Regions from separate parts of the Homo sapiens genome. Here region 2 is linked to region 1. The links are chromatin loops, found by intact Hi-C in ENCODE. Cell type or tissue: natural killer cell. All regions are shown on one strand.

Region 1 (8,000 bases):
GCGAGGTGGCAGGCACCTGTAATCCTAGCTACTTGGGAGGCTGAGACAGGAGAATTGCTTGAACCCAGTAGGCAGAGGTTGCAGTGAGATGAGATCATGCCACTGCACTCCGGTCTGGGTGACAGAGCGAGACTCCGTCTGAAGAAAGAAAAAAAAAAAAAAAGAAAAACAAATCCTTGTTTTGGTTTGGCTTTTTGGATCATAGCTAGAAATAGTTTTTCCAATAGAAAGAGTAATCTGAATGTTTCTGGGAAAGGCCTGGACAGCCACACACAAAATGTCACCCTCCCAGGTCTTGCCACAGTGTGTGAAATCCTATTAGTCATTCCTTTAAAGTCATGAAAGGCTTCTGCTAAATGCAACTGCTAGATGGGAAGAAAACAGGTAAGGCTTCTGTCAGCTATTAAAACTCCACCTTCAATTGCTTTTTCAATTTCCCCAGCATGCTTTCATTTATTCATTAAAGAGTTCAGCAAAACATTATTGAATGCATCCTCGGGGAAGGGATTACAAAATTGAATGAGCAGTGCTCTCAACCCTGAGGAACTCAGTCTCAAAAGCAGACAGTAGAGTATAATGTTAGGAGTGTTGCCATTGAAATCAGACAAACTTGGTTTCAAACAGTAGTTTTGCCATTTCCCCTTGGGGAAAACCTCTATATGCTTCAGTTTCTTAAATGAAGAAACTTTTATTTAAGGTTTTTTTTTTTTTCAATAAATAAGTTAATGTGTAAATGCTTTGTCAAGTTACTAGCAGGGAATAATTTAGTAGGTATTCATCATTATTATCATTACCATGATTTTTATATAAATAAAAATTATAATGGACCATATGTTTATATATATAATATATATGTTATATATATATTCAAAGTGCTTTAGTTACAGATACAGTGCAGTGTCTAATACTTCCTGGAAAACTTAAAGACTGCTCCTAAAGAGGGGATAATAGGGTTAAGTGTGGAGTCATTGCTGTCACAATGGCAGCCCGTGGGAAGAGTCTTGAAGAGAAGTGAGGCTTTAAGTAGAACTGGAGCAAAATATGTTAGTTGGGGAAATGTAATATAAAAAGGTTATGACGATGAGCTGTGGGAGTTTGCAATGGGCCCTATATGCCACGGTAACTGGCTTGGACTTTTAATCAATAGACATCCAATGAGAAGTTTTGGAAGAGTGATGAAATCATATTTGTTTTTGAGAAAAATCAAGCTGTCAATTGTGAGGAAGGCAGCCTAAAGCAGATAAGGGAACTAGTGATAGGCCTCCAAGGAAAATGTTGCTATCATCTGTGTGTTAAGGCAATATTAGAGGGACTGAAGATGAAATGCAAGTTTAAACAACACTTCCAAAGTAAAATCAACAAACACTGTATTATATCACAGGACAGTAGCTCAAACCAGTGTACTGAGAGCAACCTTGGAAATCCCCTTCACGACTTCCTCTATCTGCCAATATTCTCCTGCCACCCAGTCCCACACACATTCACTCTATCACCAAGACCTGTTGATCTCAAATCCTGAATCTCTCTCTAACTCTGTTCTTTTCTTGCTATCTTTACTGTCATGATCTTACATAGGCTATCACACTGTCTTCTGTGGACTATTTCATTAGCTCTTTATTTTACTATTGCTAAGCTCATCCATTTCTAGTTTATCCTTATAGGCTGTCGTAGTAATGTTGCTAACAAAACTTGATCATATCACTCTCCTAGTTAAAATTTTCCAATGGCTTTCCAATGGCTTTAGCTGTTACTCAAAAGATAAAAGATCAACTTAATTATAAACAAACCAGATACCTATTTCTCCATCCTCAATTATGGCCATACCAGTTTCAAGAGTATCAGTAGATGAGAGATTTTGTTGTTTACTCAAAAACTAAGGGTCTCTGGTTTGCATGTGCTCTCTATGTCATGAAATCAATCACAGTTTTTTGGTGAATTTTGACAGAAAGCTTGCTACCACAACTACAGAGTCATTTAGTTAATCTAAGTAAGGAATTAAAGGCCCTCCATAATCTTTCCCCAGCTTATTTCCAACATGACATTTCCAAATCTTCCCCTGAAGAAACAGGTGCATTCATCATCCTTTCTCGGAACACGTCTTGTGCTTGACCACTTCAAAGTTTCTACTCATGCCATCTCTCTTGTGTGAAACTCATTGCCCCTTTCTCTCTTCCTCTCCAGACCCTAAACATTCTCTGCAATCATTTTGCTCCCTGAAGCACCCGCAAGTCACCTCAGTCCACAGCGTTCACCCCCTTCTCTGAAATGCCCTAGCATTTAACATCTTACTATTCATTTGCAATTAACAATCAGTTCCTGCCTTTTGCTATTGCTGTATTGTTGTATTCAATTATTATTTATCTCTTGCTTTGTTTTATAACTTTTAAAGTTTTATACTTTATTTCCTAAACTGGACTGTAATCTCCTTGAAAGCTAGAATTTTGGCTTCTACTATTATTATTATCACTTTTAGGCCTTACAGAATATCTTGTATATATTAGGGATTTTGTGGTTGCTAAATTAACGTGTTGACTGATATAATACATCTACAGAAGAAAAAATAAAAACAAAAACAGTTGAAGTTCATAAACTAAAATCTGTTTGAGTTAATGAGCATAACTTTTTACTTATTAAATGTTACAGTTTTAAGAGAATAAGTGCAAACACATCAATGAAATTTTAATTATCAAATTTATTTAGATAGGCAGGAATATCTGTGCTTCCTTTGTAAAAGAAAAATCAAAAGCCCTATAACGATACAGTGCCCAATTCCTGTTTAGTTATACTGCCCTCTAAACAGAGAAAACCTTATCTTTTAAAGCCAAGAGTTGAAGGAGGAAGGAGGAGGGAGGCGTTGAGAGGGGCCAGAGAAGGAGAAAGGGGAGAAGGGACAGGAAAAAGAAGGTGCAGAGGAAGAGATAAGGGGAGGAGAGTGGAGGGGAAAGGAAAAAGAAAAGGGAAAGGGAACAAGAGAAAGGAATGGGGGGGAGGAGAAGGGAAATAATCTCTTCTCATTAAACTGGTTGTCAAAGTACTTTCCAAAAAAGAACACAGGATCCTGTTTCTGACTAAACCAGCTTTGTTCATTTTCCCCTCATGTTCCTCTTAGTGACATGGTCAAAATTGTGGCTTTGAAGGTCATTCTGGTTGCCTGTAGGAAAGTGGAACTGCAGACATGAGGATAACATGTAAGGGAGATGCATGGAGTGCCAGAGTTCTCCCTTCTCCATCCATCCTTCTCATTGGAAAGAGTGAGAAGATTTTGGAAACTTTTAGAGGTTAAAAAATTAACATAATATTTCTACTTACCAAGAACCTAGTGGCTTTCTTCTGTAATTGATAGGGGAAGGGACATGATGCACCAAACATGTTACTGGAATTAACTCTAGTATAGAAAGCATGACACTAAGTTATGGAAAACTTAACAATCACAATGTGGGCACTATTCCCTCAAAAACCACAGCAAGAACAAAGCAAAACAAAACAAAATCCTGATTTTTCTTATAGGAATTTCTTCTAATGTGCTCTTTCAATCTGCTTTTTAAAATACCTAGCAATAACATAATAAGTTCCATTTGATCCTTCAACCCTAATATAATTTTGTAAAATTACTGCAACTGAGAAGTCTGAGTAGAATTAAAATGCTTTTGGATGTAAACATTTTTTAATGGTTCAGAATCATCTCATTTATCTAGTCAAAATTGCTTTGGTATTTCATATTGGTGGAAAAAATAATATAGGAACAACATTATCCCTAGCAGAGCAGTGAGATGGTAATGAAATCCAAAGTGGTGAAAGTGGCGATTCTGACGAACTGATTCTTGCACTGCCATCTGCCTGCTTCCTCCCTTTGACACAGCAAGTTATTTAATGTGGTGAGAAAGAAAGTGTTGAAGCAGTATCATTATTTACTAGAAATCACATGTCAGGAGTTCAGTTTAAAAAAATAATAATCCAGGAAGTTCAGGCTAAGCAAAACTTGGGTCAACAGATGGCTTACGTAAATGTGTGGGTTAGGTTTTACTGGGAAACTCCAGCCTCGAATAGGTGACAGCAGTCAGATCTGGAGCCCTTCTTTCCTTCAAAACAAAACCTCTAAGTAGGAGGAAGGAGTCAAAAGCAGTCACAACCCAAGTTAGCACAAATAAGCAAATGGCATATAGTCACCTATCTGGCGTGACTTCAGACGCACGCACACATGCACAAAATATTCTCTCCACTCCCTTCCATCTAAAAAACCTTTGAGAGTTTTTTGAAACTTGCCTTGTTTCTGCCAAAATACAATTATGTGCAGTGTGAACTGAATTTACTTGAACATTTTGTGAAAGGAGAAAGGCTGAGGCACAACTTCAGAAAGATTTAGTGGTGAATCATTATTCTTTTCAGCCACATATTTTCAAATATATTGTTTGTGGGATCATTTTCAGAAGATTATATAGAATATGAAGTATCACCAGGACGCTTACTATCTTACAAACCTCATCATCTTTCTGTGGCCCTCACATGCGCACTGACCATCACAGCCTTCCTTCGAGTCCTTGACTTGAAATGCGTGCCCGTCTCGGAGTCTTGGAACTTGCTGCGTCTCCCACTTGGATGCTCTCCTGGCCATACAGGAAGGTTCTGGTCTCCGGTTGCTCCTCAGCTCGGTAGTCCCCTCCACAGTGAGGTCTTCCCTAGCTATCCCACCTACCAACTCACACCACCAATTCTGTCCATCTTCTAATGCTAATTTATTTTCTTCCTTGGCACTTCTCACTGTCCTCCTCACATTTTTGGTCCATAAAATGCAAGTTCTATTTATATATACCCATTCACTCATGTTTATTGAGCATCTAACTTATGCCTGACACCATTCTAGGTACTTGTGATTTGGCAGTGAACAAAAAATGTTCCCCGTCTTCACAGAGCTTACTTTCTAGTTATGGAAGAGAGGGTTTTTCTGCAAGAAATGTACAAATGAAGAAACACATGTAAAAACGGAGAAATGACTTAGAGGGAAAAAATAGGGCAGATTAAAGAGGATTAGGAATGTCAGGTTGCAGGGTAAGAGTAGATTGCAATGTTAGAGTCAGGGTAAACCACAGAGAGAAGGTGAAGTTTCAGCAAAGAACTGAAGGAGGTAAGGGTAACAGACATGCAGATATCTGATGGAAGAACATTCCAGCAAGGGGAATCACTAACACAAAGACCTAAAGCAGAAGCAGGTGTGGCATATTCCAAAAACTCAAGAGGGTCACTGTGGTTGAATAAGTGAGGAGGCGAGTAGAGCAGAGAATGCCTTGGAGTCAGTGAGGGCCAAGTTCACACAGAGCCTTTATTCTGATGGAAGCTGGGAGCCACTGAAGGGTTTGGGGCAGAGGCATGAGATGATTTGACTAATGCTTTAAGGCAGTAGTCCCCAACTATTTTGCCACCAGGAACCAGTTTCGTAGAAGACCATTTTTCCATGTTGGAGGGATGGTTTCAGGATGATTCAGGCAAGTTAAATTTATTGTGCTCTTTATTTCTATTATTATTATATTGTAATATATAATGAAATAATTATATACCATAATGTAGAATCAGCGGGAGCCTTGAGCTTGTTTTCCTGCAACTAGAAGTTCCCAGCTGGGGGTGATGGGAGACAGTGACAGATTATCAGGCATTAGATTCTTGTAAGAAGCACACAACCTAGATCCCTGGCAGGTGAATTTCACAATAGGGTTTGCACTCCTACAAGGATCAAATGCCGCCACTGATCTGATAGGAAGCAGAGCTCAGGCAGTAATGCAAGCAATGCAGAGTGGCTGTAAATACAGATGAAGCATTGCTCACTTGCCCAACGTTCACCTCCTGGTTCCTAACAGACCACGAACTGCTACCATTTCATGGCCCAGAGACTGGGGACTCCTGCTTTAAGGGATAACTCTGCCTATGAGTTGAAAACATGCTATAAAGAAGAAAGGGAAAAATGAGACCCTACATACCAGGACACCACTATACGTTGAGCCTTTGGGATACACTGTTTGTTGAATTAATTAATATATGAATGAATGAACTACAGAGGCTGAAGAATAAGAGACGCAGAGATCCTCACAAGTATGAAGTAAAAAGTGATATGTCTTCTCATCTTTATGAATCAGACACAGTATATTAACATCACACATTATAATTATGTGTGTGGTTCTATGCCTAGATACATATATGTAAATATTTACTGTTTGTTCTCTGTGAAGCACTTTTAATTTTGACAAATACCTTCACCTATTTTATGCTACATGTATAAATATCCACATAGTGTCATGTTCATTAATGCCAAGCTACTGCTATATTAGGCTACTTCCATTTCCTGAAAAATAGCACATTCTAATACTGCTTAGTTGAGGTGAATTTTTTAAATTCTGATGAAATAAGTCTCATCTTGCAAAACTAAATGTCATAGTTTCAATTCCCATTTAGTTATACTAGTTTGAAAAGAAAAAAGTTCCCACAGCCACAGATTCTTTTTCAACCTGACAAACTTATTTCTGAAGACTTTGGGCACAAGAAAGGGCTCAAAGAGTGAATCTGGAAAGCCCTATACGAACCCATCTGGAATAAAAAGAAAGCACAGATGGCCTATTGGCAGTAGATTCATCTATGAAAGACAGCAGAAGTTTAAATGTACTATTTTTAAACATGCCAATATAGTTTCAGGATTATCAATTTCAAGGTTGAGTAACTGTAAGGTTTGCAGAGATTATCTTGTTCATCTAGTTAGTCACAAATATTTATCAAGCATGTACTATGTGTCCGCACTGGCAATACAGAGTTGAGCTGGACAGTGTCTGTGCCTGCGCAGTTCGTTGCATGCATTCTCAATTTTGGTAATGTCACCCTTGGGGAGAGAAAATTCGTTCTTGGCTGAGACACAAAAAGGCTTACTCTTTCAGATGTATAAAACACAGATAAATATATGGTACATAGACATACAGTATATCCGTGGTAATAAAATTTCACAAGGAGAGGTGATTAGAAAAAAAAATATTTCAGAAAAAAAGACTCCCTGAAAAGCCATTACAGCAACAAGGGAAGGAAACAAGCAAGTGGATGTCATGAAATATGGTAACTACAGTGATAAGGAAAGTACAAAATGCCGTAGCTCCATATACCAGGAACACTTAACCTGGTACAAAGGAGGAGTGAGGGAAGGCTTCCTTGGCAAGGCTGCACTTCAGCACCGATGTGAAAGAGGTTCAGTAAGAATTACTCAGGCACATAGGTAAGGAATGGTGTGTTACAAGCAAAACAGAGAAGAAGCTGACGCAAAAGTACTGGACAATCGTAAACACAGACTTTTACTGAGGAAAATCTATACAAACCCCTAAATTATCTATGTTGGCTAATTTGGCTTGACTAATTTGGCTACTTTTATAAAGTCAGGCAACAGAGGAAACACTAATAAGTGAAAGCTGAATTCCTATCACATTTTTGGACTTCATGTCTGTCGTCTCTGACATAACGGCCTTTCTTTGCATGGTCTGCCATCATCTCAGTAAGGCCCTTACCGCCTCTTGCCAGAGAATTCCAACCACCACTGGCTTGTCTCCCTTTCATCCTCTTATGGCAGCAAAGCAACGTGAGGCTTTCTGGAAGCAATGTGCCAGCTGAGCTGCCTGGAGAGCAGCCCTTAGGTACCCCTCTCCACTCCACATCTTCATGCTGATCCACATCGATGCCTTAGCCTGTCAGTTAAGAGTTTGTAGAATCAGGCTCTAAACTACGGAACAGAGAGAATTTGAGTATTCCTTCAAGTCAATAGTTCTTAAACTTTTAGAATCTGGAGACAGCTATAGACCTCCCCTTATTCACCAAGTCATAGATATTTAGGGTGCCTACTATGTGCCAGGCACTGTTCTAATCACAGAAGAAGGAACCTGGATAGAATAGACAGGGTCCTTCATTCATGGAGTTTGCTTTTTAAAGAAGCAAAGGAAAATAGAAAATACATGAACAAATAAATCTAAAAATATCAATGA
Region 2 (8,000 bases), 130 kb after region 1:
ATTGTTGTCTATGGTGTTTAACATTAAATAATAATATATTTACACGGTTACATTACAAATGAATTTAACAATCTAAGTTCATGTTACTTGAATGTAAAATAACAATTTCATATGTTTTGCAGAAAACGCATGTTTCAAAAGAGATGGGTGAAATTTGATGGCCTTAGCATTTCTTACTACAATAATGAGAAGGTAAATACATTTTACAGTTTTCAAAAATTGCTTTTTTATGCATACGAAGAGTAAAATAAGCAAGCAGTTTGGTTTTTAAGAATAGGAGGTAGATTCTCAACATGAAAAGAATTTGAAGTTGCAACTAATAAATATATTACCATATGCTTAGTTAATTAAAATCAGATGATTTTTGTCTTAAGTATGTACTTTCTCTTAACACACTAATTTTAAGATTTAACCACATGCTCTTTTTTGTAGCTCATAATCTAACATAATTTTCTCATTATTTGGAGATTTCCACCCCCTAATATTGGCAATACCTGTGGCTCTAATAGATATTTAGCCTTCTTTTTATATATTGCTTCTTTATTGCTGCAGGACAGAAGAATATATGCTTTTAGACAGTAACACATACTGCAACATAACACACATTGCATGCTCTATGGCTGAGAATAATGGAAGATATAGAGAGGTGTTAATTGTTTGGTTTCATTTTGCAGTGACTCAGAGCATCAAATCGGTATAAACACATCTCTTGGAGGTTTGCAAGATGGTTGGATGAATATTTTTGAAAAGCCATTTTCTTTTTTTTCTTTTTTGGAGACAGAGTCTTGCTCTGTTGCCCAGGCTGGAGTATAGTGGCAGGATCTTGGCTCACTGCAGCCTTTGCCTTCTGGGTTCCAGCGATTCTCCTGCCTCAGCCTCCTGAGTAGCTGGGATTACAGGTGCACACCACCATGCCTGGCTAATTTTGTAATTTTAGTAGAGACAAGGTTTCACCATGTTGGCCAGGCTGGTCTCAAACTTCTGATCTCAAGTGATCTGCCGCCTTGGCCTCCCAAAGTGCTGGAATTACAGACATGAGCTACCACGACCAGCCTTAAAAGCTGTTTTCTGTTTTAGCTACTATTTTTTTCTAGTTTGCTTGTACATTTGAGTCTTAAGACAATTCGTTGCCTAGGTTGAGTAGAAGGTAGTCTCTATAGCTGATGGAATCTCACTGCTGGTTTTCTCCAGCACCTGTAACCTTTTCTGGTTTGATTGAAATAAGGAGGAAAACTACTCAGGAGTGAGACAGGCTTCCATGCCATAAAACTGTTGCTGGCACTACCATTGTTTTCATTTGAGATAATTTCTAGTAACTGTGTCAAACTGGACTGTTTTTCCCTCTTTCCCTCTGTTTGTTCTTTTAAAGCTTATCTCAACTGCAGTGAAGAGATGAGGACCTCTCACGTTTTTAGTTATTGATGCAATGAAAATGATGCAGCTTGGTTTGAAATTAAAAAGTTCATATAAAAATGAGATATTGCAAATCATTTAGCTTAATATTAAAAAAATTTAAGTTGTTATTTTCTGTGACACTTCATCCATTTATTGTCTAGATGGTTGGTTACATTTTGGCAAAAAAAAAAAAAAAAAAAAAAAAACAGAAACACTGGATTTGGTGTTTCCTAAAAGGAGAGAGAGTTTCTGTTGTGACTCTTCTAGCAAAAGGGATGCATAGGTGTGGCCATAGCCACTATTTTGGCTGGGTGACCCGGTGTTAACAGCTATGAGAACTGAACAGTTGGGTCTTTTAATGTTTAAATGTGCACTTGAGGAGCATGTGGTTGGGCCTTTGGGAGGTAGCGTGCACAGTTACACATTCCCTAGGTTTCTTCCACTTTCTTTGAGGCCGCCAATCATGTCTCTGTAAGGACTCCTTCATTATATCACAGAAAATGGCATGATCCAAACAGCCTTGATATTTTATCCCCTGCAAAGAAATCTAACTCACCCCCATTTTCACCCAGCTGTGGGCAGAATTGCCCTGTGATCGTTTCATTGTCTCAAATTGGTAGATAAATGACAGGCTTGCCCTAGATACCTGTGTGTTACAGGCTCAAGGGATGCTTTAAAATTTCTTTCCTTAAGGAAAATTTTATACTCTGAAAAACACAGGCATTTTGAGCATTGTTGTCATTTGAGTATTTTTTTCTTTATTGTCTTTATCTTGTACTGTTGCAAGACAAATATAAAAATCAGCTCTACAGTGTTAAAAATTACAAGATTTTTCTTGGGATCTCATACTAGATTATAAATCAGCCATTAGATAAACTACAACATTCTGAGGTTTTAGTGACATAGTATTTTGCTTGTTAAGTATATTTTGATCACCTCTGGGGAATTATTTTTTTCTATTATTCTACCAGAAATATTTACTTGTTAACTATATCCTTGTTATAGGTGTGTAGGTTATTTTTTAAGGAATTGTTTTCTCTTTAACAGGATCTATTAGAAAGATAATCTTTTTTTAGTCCCTGTTTCTTTCAGTACAGTGCTACTTGACTTATTTCTAGTGACAAAATGGGTTAATGGTAACATTTTCCTCAACAAATAGTTAATTATCTCACTAGAGGGATGTTGTTATAAGTTCCTCTAATTCTTATGCAAGCTAAAATTTGGAAACAGATCACGTAGGGGATAAACTGTAAATGTTTTTAGGCATTCTAATTCCTGCTGTCTGGTCTCAGTCTCTACAGACTTAGAGCAGAGGGGCTCTTACACTGTCCCCAAAGATGCTGTGCCCTTTCCCACATCCTTAGGTTGCCTGACAATGGAAAGAGTTTATCTTCCTCTTCTGAATTTCTAGAGCACTTATTGGTCTAGTTTTGGCCTTGTATTGCCATTTTAACCTACTTGGATTTATAGGGTTTCCTTTGTTAAGCCAATCATGTCATGTGTCTCTGCCTAATGATCTTTTTAAACAGTGACTGAGTATACACTATGGGAAACTGGAGCATGTCTTTTCCTACATGTTCCCCTTGTGTTTTTGTTCTTCCATCTGAGCCTCCCTAGCCATTGCCATCCATCAACATTCTGTGCAAACATCAGACCCATCTTGTTATTCACCTCCATGAGCCTTTTCTTGATTTTCTCCAACTGTGTGACATTTGAAAAATAATATGCAGGAAAATTCAGAAGAAAAACAAACTGAAAGTAGGGAGGCAAACCAGGAGACTGTTACACTAAGCCAGGCGTTATTATCATGTAGACTAATGTATAGGCTCAGTGGAGCCTCAGTGGAAGTGATAAGAAATGAATTTCAAGAAATATTAAAAATGAGCCATCAGAGATTGTTATAATTGTGATTGATTAGACATAGGATTCATTCATTCAGAAAATATTTCTATAGTATTAACTACATGAAAGGTGGTGAGGAATGTAGATAAATGACCTGAAGCCTATTTGGGGAGAATATATTAATTAAATGATCACACAGGTAAATATAAAGTCACCGTTTAAATCACAATGAATAATTGTTATAAAGGAAAAATCCAGGTTGCTGTTAGCTTAAATTAGGGTTATCTGTGAGGATGAGGGGTTTGAGAGAATGTGCTGGTCAGAAAGGCTTTCTTCAGGAGGATATATTTATGCTGAAATATGAAGGTTGAGGAGGCAGTAAGTATGTGCAGATGGGCGTGAAGACAATTCGTTGCAGAGCAAACAGTGTATGCAAAGGCACTGGCTTGGGTAGAAATGTGATATATTCAGGAAACCTCAAGAAAACCAATGTGACAGTAATTCACAGTTGGTGAGTGGTGGGGAGGAAGTTTATTCTAGATGTGGGGAGAATGCAAGCTATGTGGGTGCAAAGGAACCAGCAAAGGTCAAAGATGACTTCATTCTATTTCAGATGGACTGGAAGAGTTGATATTTTAATGGACAGATATAAGGAGAGTGTAAGTCTTCAGGTGAAAATAAATTCAGTTTTACAGTTTATGGTGCTTACAAGACAGTTACATAGACTACTGATGACTTGAAATATGGCAGTGAAATTGAGTGAAATGAATAGATAAGAAAGGAAGAGAGAAATTTTAGATTACTCTGCATAAAGTTGGTAGAGCTGGAGGACATTATATTAAGTGAAATACGGCAGGAACAGAAAGTTAAACAGCCCATATTCTCACTGATGAGGAAGCTTTTTTCAAAGTGAATCTTACCAAAGTAAAAAGTAGTACAGAGGATAGTAGAGGCTGTGAAGGGTAGGGAGAAGGAGGACATAGGGAGAGATTTGTTAAAGGGCAGGAACTTATAGCTAGAGAGGCGGAATAAGTCCTAGTGTTCTATAGCACTGTAGGATGACTGTAGTTAACACTAATTTAATATAGTTTCAAATAGCCAGAAGGAGGATATTGAATGTTTCCAACACAGAGAGATGATGAATAATTGAGATGATGGACATGCTTGTTACCTCTTCTGGTCATTATACTTTATATGTATCACGACATCACTATGTATCATGACATCACTATGTATCCCATAAATACGAACAGTTATTATGTGTTAATTTAGAAAATTAAAAAAAAATAGTGGAAAAGGATTTTTATAGGGAGAGAAGATAAAGTAAAAAGGAGAAGAAATAAGTTGTTTACTAAGTGCTTATTTCTTGACATCCTTCTCTCTTTTCTGTATAAGGTTGCCCATTCATCTTCCTGAATCACAGCTCATTTGCCATACTCAGTTTTGGCTGCATGGGAGGACATAGGAGAGCCTTCATTGCATTGGTATTTAAGATTACATTAAAGAATGGATAGGATTTTGATGGATAAATAAAGTCAGGGATGGGAGATTGGAACAGAGCTAGTGAAGGAGAAGAAACTTAAAAAATACTCAGAGATAATGCCATGATGATATAGTGTATCTCCTTAAATAGCAGAAGAGGATATCCTTCTGGTAGAATGCCATGATGCTAATGATGACTGTCCCTTACCAATTGCTAAGGCAGGAATTTATGGCTAGGAGAAATATAAACTCAGTACTTGCTCCCTGCATGGAATGGTTTGCTGTTTTTTCCAAATCAGTTATATCTGGGACCTGCTCAAAAGTGTGGGTTCCAAGGATAACGCTGTGGAAGGGAAGAGATAAAGAAATCCCTTAAGGATGTATCCAAACTCTTTTAATATTGCAGACCTTCTATAATGTGTCCTTGGTATGCGTTATCAGCCTCCTATCTTTTGACTCTATGTTGTTGTCCTCTTATTTCTCTGCCTTACACTTCCATTATTTAGTCTTTTTGACTAGAATGCCCCCCACGCACTTGTCTATCTGGTTAAAATTAAGGTTTTTTAAAAGTCGGATTTAAATACCACCATGTTTGTAAAGGTATACCTCACAGCCTTTAAGCAGAATTGAGATTTTCCGTCTTTGTACTCTTAAATCCCTTAGTTTTTACCCAGTTTTAAACTCTTCTCTCATTGCAGTAGCTGGGTTTTCATTTTGAGGCTCCTTGAAAGTATAAGCACTCTGAATTTTCTTTCCAACACGGGGCCCAGAAAACATAAAGAGTTGAAATTGTGCAGTAGTTATCATGACATGATTTGAGAGGGTCCAGGAAAATGAAGATGGATTAAAAAGTTATCGAAGTCTTAAGAATGACCTTTTTTAAACAAAATTTGTAATATTTATATGCTGTTTGGAAACAGAAAAATCTGTCTTTTTTTATTCTTTATTCATTGAAGAGTAAAAATTAAAATGATACAGTTTGAGGTTGAGATGCTCATCATCAGAGCTTTGAGTAACATGGTTAATTTAGAAAACCCGATATGTGTTTAAGGTATATTTTGGTTCCTAATAAGTAACAAACTCGTTTCAAAATGGTTCAGTTACAGTACCTGTTGTGGCCAGCAGATGCCTGCAAACACCATAAAATCATTTTGAGCAGATTGTTTTAAAGAACATGCTGCTGGTTTTTGGAACTCTGTATTGCTAGTTTAGTAGGATTGTTTGTATTTGATTCTTTCCCTTTTAATTCCAGATGAAGAGAAAGTTGAAAAGATCTCACTTCAAAGAAGGGGATATTTAATAGTTTCTTTTCTAGGGTATTACATGAGAATATGAGTGGACAAATTACTTGTATGGCATTTAAAAAATTTGGATTGAAATTATAAAGAGAAGCAGTTATAAATACTGTGCCATTCTTTTTTGATAAGATCAAGAGAATTTCGTTTTCATATGTCTTCTCTTTTTTTCTAACCAATACAGGAGATGTATTCGAAAGGAATAATTCCCCTTTCTGCTATATCAACAGTACGAGTTCAAGGAGACAACAAATTTGAAGTTGTTACAACACAAAGAACTTTTGTTTTTAGAGTAGAAAAAGAAGGTGAGATTATTTATTTATCCATATGAAATACATTAATTTCTGACTAATCATATTAATAAACCAGTTAGACTAGGAATGTCAAGAAACCTTTAAATATATTACTTTTTGATAATTTACATTTTAAAATTAATTTTTCAAATGCATAATGTTAAAACATAAATAAGTTGACAAGTTATTTGTTTCCTCTTTCATGCAACAAATATTTAATGAGAGCCTATTGTGTGCTAAGGACTCATAAGTTCTGCATATACAATGTGAAAAAAAGTAGACACAATTCTCTGCTTTCGTGGAGCTAACCTTTGAGATGTTGTTTTGATAATGCAAAATAGTTATTTGATATGCAAAAACAATTTTTCTAACTATTAAGTTGGTTATATGGACATTTATGGCAGGCTCAGTGGTTCCCAACCTTTTTTGCACCAGGGACTGGTTTCGTGGAAGACAATTTTTCCATGAACCGGTGGTGGGGAGATGGTTCCTGGATGACTGAAGCACATTACATTTATTGTGTGTTTTAGTTCTGTTATTATTACATTGTAGTATATAATGAAATAATTATACAACTCACCATAATGTAGAATCAGTGGGATCCCTGAGCTTGTTTTCTTGCAACTAAATGGCCCCATCTGGGGCTGATGGGAGACAGTGACATTGTCAGGCATTAGACTCTCATAAGGAGCACACAACCTAAATTCCTTGCATGCACATTTTACAGTAGAGTTTGTGCTGCTGTGAGAATCTAATGCCACCTGTGATCTGACAGGAGGCAGAGCTCAGGCAGTAATGCCAGTGGTGGCTATAGATGCAGCCAGGAGTGGCTGTAGATACAGATGAAGCTTCACTGGCTCGCCTGCTGCTCACCTTCTGCTGTGTGGCCCTGTTCCTAACAGACCATGTAATGGTACCAGTCCATGGTCTTGGGTTTGGGGACCCCCGCTTTAGCTGACCGCACAGGCACAGTAATCATTCTATGGTAGATTTTGGAGCATCTTTTATATTTCTTGAATTCTTTTCATCTATATCATCTATGGGGCACTTGATGGTAAAAGCCGACCCAAAGATGGCACATGTTTTCTGGATTGAGTTTAAATGTGTACAGAGAAATATTTTCTGAATTTTGTTTGAATAAGGGTTGGGGAGGAGCCAGAGAAATTAAAAGTTCTCTGTTGTGTATTTTATTTGACTATCATAATATGTCATTACTATAAATTCACTGGTTTTAATAATTTAGATAATACCATCGCATTAAGAATTAGTATTTAACTTATTTTATGGACAACTTTTATTTAGGAATAGATATATAATTCAACTTGATTTTTAGAAGTACTTCTTGGTGCTTTAATTATTTGAATTATAATGGTATGGGAAATTGACTGAATACCTGATATGTGCCAGACACTTTGCTAAGTCTTCATTTTCACAACAGTCTCATAAGGTTGGTAGTATTAAAATTATTATCCTTTTTTTTTTTTGAGACAGAGTTTCACTCTTGTTGCCCAAGCTTGAGTGCAATGGCGCAATCTCGGCTCACTGCAACCTCCGCCTCATGGGTTCAAGCGATTGTCCTGGCTCAGCCTCCCAAGTACCTGGGACTACAGGCATGCATCACCACGCCCAGCTAATTTTTTTTTGTATCTAGTAGAGACGGGGTTTCACCATGTTGGTCAGGTTGGTCTAGAAC

What was found. Peaks named below come from ENCODE experiments on the same cell type or tissue, not always from the same donor. Only the 100,000 strongest peaks of a DNase experiment are listed, where the experiment ranks them.
Region 2: it touches region 1 in a loop (2.8-fold over the local background); 2 of 110 quality-filtered maps call a loop at or near these places.

What each region holds. Positions count from the first base shown.
Region 1 is chr4:36,319,126-36,327,125 of GRCh38, reverse strand. The region is part of intron 8 of DTHD1 (death domain containing 1); the gene reads right to left. Among named protein-coding and RNA genes, the nearest start is that of DTHD1, 42 kb to the right of the region's middle. In natural killer cell, no CTCF peak of the experiment used is centred here; DNase peaks (open chromatin) are centred at 1,445 and 3,975; H3K27ac peaks cover 1,418 bases.
Region 2 is chr4:36,185,770-36,193,769 of GRCh38, reverse strand. ARAP2 (ArfGAP with RhoGAP domain, ankyrin repeat and PH domain 2) reads left to right here. Exons shown (of 33, transcript NM_015230.4): 7 at 123-192; 8 at 6,199-6,319. Among named protein-coding and RNA genes, the nearest start is that of ARAP2, 55 kb to the left of the region's middle. RefSeq lists an enhancer at 3,552-3,601. In natural killer cell, CTCF peaks have their summits at 5,645 and 5,846 (motif pointing right); DNase peaks (open chromatin) are centred at 659, 3,739 and 5,839; H3K27ac peaks cover 3,193 bases.